Linked DNA regions of Homo sapiens: region 1 is linked to region 2. A link is an interaction called in ENCODE POLR2A ChIA-PET data of the cell type or tissue named here. Cell type or tissue: OCI-LY7. All regions are shown on one strand. Each heading gives the region's core, and the rest is flanking DNA. Links, peaks and the distances in the headings are about the cores only.

Region 1 (2,913 bases), core at 138-2,637, 360 kb before region 2:
TCCGGGAGGCGGAGGTTGCAGTGAGCCTAGGTTGCGCCACTGCACTTCAGCCTGGGCGACAGAGCGAGACTCCATCTCAAAAAAACAAACAATAAAAAAAAACCAGGTGTAGGACTGCTTTATATTCATTATAAGAGCAAACTTTTTTTTTTTTTTCTTTTTTGAGATGGAGTCTCGCTCCGTCACCCAGGCTGGAGTGCAGTGACATGATCTCGGCTGACTGTAACCTCTACCTCCTGATCAGCCTCCCAAGTAGCTGGGATTACAGGCACACACCACCAGCCTCGGTGAATAGGGATATAGCTAAAGGGATAATGTTGAGTAGAAATATGGATTGATGGGCCGGGCACGGTGGCTCATGCCTATAATCCCAGCACTTTGGGAGGCCAAGGTGGGTGGATCACTCGAGGTCGGGAGTTCAAGACCAGCCTAGCCAACATGGTGAAACCCCATCTCTACTAAAAATACAAAAATTAGCCGGGCATGGTGGCAGGCGCCTGTAATCCAAGCTACTCGGGAGGCTGAGGCAGGAGAATCTCTTAAAGCCAGGAGGCAGAGGTTGCAGTGAGCCGAGATTATGCCACTGCACTCTAGCCTGGGCGACAGAGGGAGACCCCGTCTCAAAAAAACAAAACAAAACACCTATGGATTGATGGATGTAGCATGATACCATTTATGTAAAATTTAAAGGCATTCAAGACATCATTATAATAAAGTCCAAAGTCATGTTTGGGAATGATAACAAAGTCAAGGTAATTGCTGCCTCTGGAGAGGGAGAAGAGTAGAATCAGAGATAGGTACATAGGTAGCTTCATTTTTATACGAACTGTTTTATTTCTAAAAAAGATTTGAAGCAAATGTAGTGCAATGTAGGTTTGGTGTAGCTGCATTGTAGCTGCATGGGGTGTTTTATATGCTTGAAATATTTCATGGAATAATTTTTAAGTGAAGCATGTAATTATAAGCTTGTTAATTCTGTTTAAGTTTTATAGCTAAGTGAATTTTAAGTGAGTTCTAGACATTTATTGTAAATTATGTGATAGCACATTATTTTTTATTTTATATTCTCGATTTTTGTTTTATGACTTTAACTAAATTTCCAGTATTTAAAAGGTTTTAGATTTTCTAGCTTCTCATTTTTTTGTATGTTTTTCTTTCATAGTATGAAATTAATCTTTTGGAGCTGATCCAGAGAAGAAGAACAGTAAGTAGAAGATTTTCTAGAAGTTGGAGAAAAATACAGAACTAAGCAGTATGGCTGTATAGTTAGGACTTGTGTTTGGGAGACAGTGTTGATAAAACTGTGGTGATATGCCTATAATGGATATTTGTAATTATTTGTTTGCTTCATCAGTACCATTAAGTGGTCAAGTAGGAATGCTGTTTTGGACAAATATGATTAAGTTGAGGCTCTGTTTTTTTATGTCCCCCTTTAGCGCATTGGATATTCATTTAAGAAGGATGAGATTGAGAATTCTATTGTACACCGGGTACAAGGTGTTTTCCAGCGTGCCTCAGCAAAATGGAAAGTGAGTGATCAAGGCATCCTTAACTTTATGAGATGTGAAGATAAGTATTATACATATTGTATTAGGGATTCAAATGCAGTTTTCTATTTTTATCTTGGGTATCTTTATACTTACTCTAATGATGGTATCATTACTCAAAACATTTTTTGAGCCACTTAACAAACCAGTAAGAAAATTGATCTTATTACCTTATAGTTATTCTATGAGGACAGTGCTGAAAACAGTGTATTTGATACATTACTAAGGATTGGAAATTTGGGAGATATTTGTATATATTTGTAAGTACACTGAAGACTTAGAGCTAGAAAATAAATGGTTATGTAGGGGCAATACCTCAGAAACTTGATTTTTTTTTTTTTCTTTTTTTTTTTTTTTTGAGATAAGGTCTCACTGTGTTGCCCAGACTAGAGTACAGTAGGGTGATCTCGGTTCACTGTAACCTCTGCCTCCCAGGCTCAAATGATTCTCCCACCTCAGCCTCCCCAGTAGCTGGGATCACAGGCGCATGCCACCGTGCCTGGCTAATTTTTGTATTTTTGGTAGACATAGGGTTTCGTCATGTTTTTTAGGCTGGTCTCGAACTCCTGGGCTCAAGTGATCTGCCCACCTCAGCCTCCCAAAGTGCTGGGATTACGGGAGTGTTTGGGATTGGGTATATTATATGAGAAGTATTTTGGATTCTTGGTAATGACAAATTTTATATTGCTACCCCAGATTGAGATTCTTTAAGAACTGCATTAAACCAACTGGATAGATAACAAAGTTTTTTTGGAGCATTGTGAGTGGGAGTTGGGGGAAAGGTTGAATTATCATAGTTAAGAGATCGGAGGCCTTTGTGAGGAAGAGCCAGATAGGATGAGAGGTGACTGGATTTTCTGAAATCTGCTTCTTTTTTTTTTTTTTTTTTTTTGGTGGGGGATGGAGTTTTGCTCTGTTGCCCAGGCTAGAGTGCAGTGGTGTGATCTTGGCTCACTGCAACCTCTGCCTCCCAGATTGAAGCAATTTTCCTGCCTCAGCCTCCCCAGTACCTGGGACTTCAGGCACGCACCACCGCGCCTGGCTAATTTTTGTATTTTTAGTAGACAGGGTTTCACCATCTTGGCCAGGCTGGTCTCAAACTCCTGACCTCAGGTGATCCACCTGCCTCAGCCTCCAAAAGTGCTGGGATTACAGGCCTGAGCCATTGTGCCTGGCTTTTTTTTTTTTTTTTTTTTGAGGTGGAGTCTTGCTCTGTCACCCAGGTTAGAGTGCAGTGGCACACAATCTCGGCAGCTCACTGCAACCTTCGCCTCCTAGGTTCAAGTGATTCTTCTGCCTCAGCCTCCCTAGTAGCTGGGATTACAGGCACATACCACCACACCTGGCTAATTTTTTTTGTTTGTTT
Region 2 (2,913 bases), core at 233-2,732:
TGCAGGCTGGAGGAGGGACTAAGTGGGTCCTAGCCCCCCATGCTTAAGACAATAATGAAAGATTCTGTACAAAGTTACCAAGTCTACAGGCTGAGCGAGCCAAGGGTAAGTGGGGCCTGATCCTTGTGGACGAATGTGCCCGGGAGAGCTGGCCTCACCTGGGGGAGGCACGTTGAAAAAGTACACATTTACAGGGCTCGGGAAAGGCCAGGGAGATGAGACGATGTAGAAAAGGAGGCAGTGGGCAATGTGGAAAATCCTGTACAGTGGCGATGGGGAAGAAAAGGCACAAGGACAAAGACCCCAAACCATGCAGATGAAAACAGCCTGTGCAGCACAGCAAAGCGGATGGGCCCCAGCAGGAGGCAGGGTCACCCTGGGGACAACAGCACTTGGATCCTGCAGGAGACATGGCCTGGATGCCATCCCCAGCTGGTAGCTCCGGGGCAGACATCTCTACCTTACAGATGGGGAAAGGAGCAACCTACGAGGTCGGGGCAGGGAGGTCATATGGGAAACCTCGCCTGGTGAGCATGGTGACATTATACTTCCCCAGGGTCTACGCTTTTAGAAACAAATCTTTCTAGAAGGCAGCCTATTTTCTCTGGTGGGTAGCAGAGAATATGGCAGAAGGGCCTCAGAGTTGTCCTGCCATGCAGGTAGGGCAGGCTCCTGGTTCCAGCCTCTCCCGCTTCCTGCTGGCTGCCCCATTCATGTGTGCACCCAGGGCAGGAAGTGAGGACCTGGCAGGTCCCTAGGATCAGCGCTCAAAGTCATCCACTGACGGCATGGCCCTTCTAACTTGAGGCCCCTTGGCGCAGCAGACCTCAGTCTTCCTAGCCAGCAGCGTCACCCTAGAGGGGATTTCCTGGGTCCCAAAGGGAGGGCCAGAGTCTGGGAGAAAGGACTGTGGAGGATACCAGCACTGAGTCCTAAGTGGCCCCTTTCCTCAATCTAGAATCCACAGTAGCCCTTGAGAAAGAGTCGCTGTGGATCTGCTGGGCAACCAAAGTCATTTTCTTGGCATGGTGACCACGCAAAACTTTCCTGGTATGATCACATCGAAAGTTACTTTTTGTTTTTTTAAAAAAATAAAGACAAGAGTTTCACCATGTTGTCCAGGCTGGTCTCGAACTCCTGAGCTCAGGCAATCCACCTGCCTTGGCCTCCCAAAGTGCTGGGATTACAGGTGTGAGCCACCGTGCCCGGCCTAGAGTTAGTTTTTAAGTTTAAATTTGCTAATGCATTAAACCCCACCACACACACAGGACACAGAGGGCTTCATTTCTCCCAGTTTCACCTGGCCCTGCTGGCCCCTGGAGGCTTCTGCTAAGTCCCTCATTGGAACCAAGAACCCGCGCTTCTGTCCCCGCGCCCCCCCCCCCCAACTCCCCTGAACACCAGCACCAGTGGACTAGCACCTGGAGTGTCCGGTGTGTGAGTAGGATGCTGGTTTGGCTAACAGGGAACGAGCTGGGACTCCCTTTATCAACCCAGTCAGGAAACAGACCAGAAGCAAAACCCACAAAGACAGTATGTCCTCCTGCTCAGCTATGCAAATAGGTGGCAGCTGTTTCTGCGGCTGCTTTCAGGGGGACAGCCCCACCTGTCAGTTCCCTGCTGACTCTGTTCTACCTGCTCTTTGAGATGAGCCTGTAGCCAGTATATCCCAACACATGCCACCCACTGATTCCAGGGGCACCAGGCCAAGGTCCTGCCCACCCACTCTGGTCTGCTAACCTCCAGGCTGGTGAGAACAGCTGGATCCACCAGCTCCTGAAGGCATCTGGCCTCCCATCCTGCAGGCCAGGACCATTCAACAACAGGAAAAGGAACCCTCCCAGCAAGAGAGCTCACTGTCATTCAGCCACGGGCTTGACAAGCCCAACAGCCACTTTGACCAGTTTCCTCTACCTCTGGCCAACGACCTTGCAGGACAGGGCAGTCTCAACCTCGGACTGCATATCATCACCTGGGGAGGTCTTTACACATCTCGATGCCTGGACCACACCCCACACCAATTCAATCCGAACCTCTGGGGGTTCAGCCCAGACAGCAGAAGCTTACAAATCTCCCCAGGTGATTCCAATGCACAGCCAAAGCTGAGCCCACTGTTTTAGGCCCTCGTGCAGGTTCTTGAGCTTTTTTTTTTTTTTTTTTAACTTTTGGTAGAGACAAGGTATCACTATGTTGCCCAGGCTGGTTTAGGACTCCTGAGCTCAAGTGATCCGCCTGCCACTGCCTCCCAAGTGCTAGGATTACAGGCGTGAGCCACCATGCCTGGCCTGTTCATGTTTTAATAGGTCAGAAATAAAGTCATGAAAAGGAATTTCTCTGTGACAGTTCGCAAAGAATTCTACCAATTTAAAATAAAATAATCTAGGATAAACTCTGGCCAATTCAAAGCTAAAAGAAAAAAACATTTTTACTAGAAGTTTCTTAAAGCCTCTCAACGCACAGGGACTAGCTGAACCAGAAGGTACTTCATTTTCTAATAGATAATGTACACGAAGCTCACTCCTGGTTCAGTTCATTTTGCGTGGCTTCCAACTGAACGCAAGGGCAGCTCAGGGCCATGTAAAATCTGAGTCTACTACAGAAACCCTCGCCCCACCCCCAAAACACCTCTAAATTTCAGATAAGTTACTGCTAATCCCTACTCGGTAGGGTTGCCAGGTTTAGCAAAAACAATAAAAACAAACAAAAAACCCAAGTAGGACACGCAATTAAATTGGAATTACCTGAGCAGCTCTTTAAAAAATCCCATGCCTGGGCTACACCCACAACAATCAAACCAGAACGTCTGAGGATTCAGTCTAATCATCAGAATTTTTAAAATCTCCCCATTTCAAATATGTCCTGGCCAGGCATGGTGGCTCATGCCTGTAATCCCAGTGCTTTGGCAGGCTGAGG

What was found. Peaks named below come from ENCODE experiments on the same cell type or tissue, not always from the same donor. Only the 100,000 strongest peaks of a DNase experiment are listed, where the experiment ranks them.
Region 1: POLR2A ChIA-PET joins it to region 2 with 22 read pairs; 7 of 35 experiments call an interaction of 5 or more read pairs at or near these places.

Annotation. Positions count from the first base shown.
Region 1 is chr17:31,893,261-31,896,173 of GRCh38, reverse strand. UTP6 (UTP6 small subunit processome component) reads left to right here. Exons shown (of 19, transcript NM_018428.3): 3 at 1,163-1,204; 4 at 1,437-1,529. Among named protein-coding and RNA genes, the nearest start is that of UTP6, 7.0 kb to the left of the region's middle. In OCI-LY7, for the core only: no CTCF peak of the experiment used is centred there; no DNase peak of the experiment used is centred there.
Region 2 is chr17:31,534,511-31,537,423 of GRCh38, reverse strand. RAB11FIP4 (RAB11 family interacting protein 4) reads right to left here. Exons shown (of 15, transcript NM_032932.6): 15 at 1-2,913. It overlaps MIR4724 (microRNA 4724), which reads right to left and starts at 2,541; the gene lies at 2,453-2,541. RefSeq lists an enhancer at 1,614-1,913. In OCI-LY7, for the core only: a CTCF peak has its summit at 1,641; a DNase peak (open chromatin) is centred at 1,543; H3K4me3 peaks cover 1,329 bases; H3K27ac peaks cover 2,500 bases.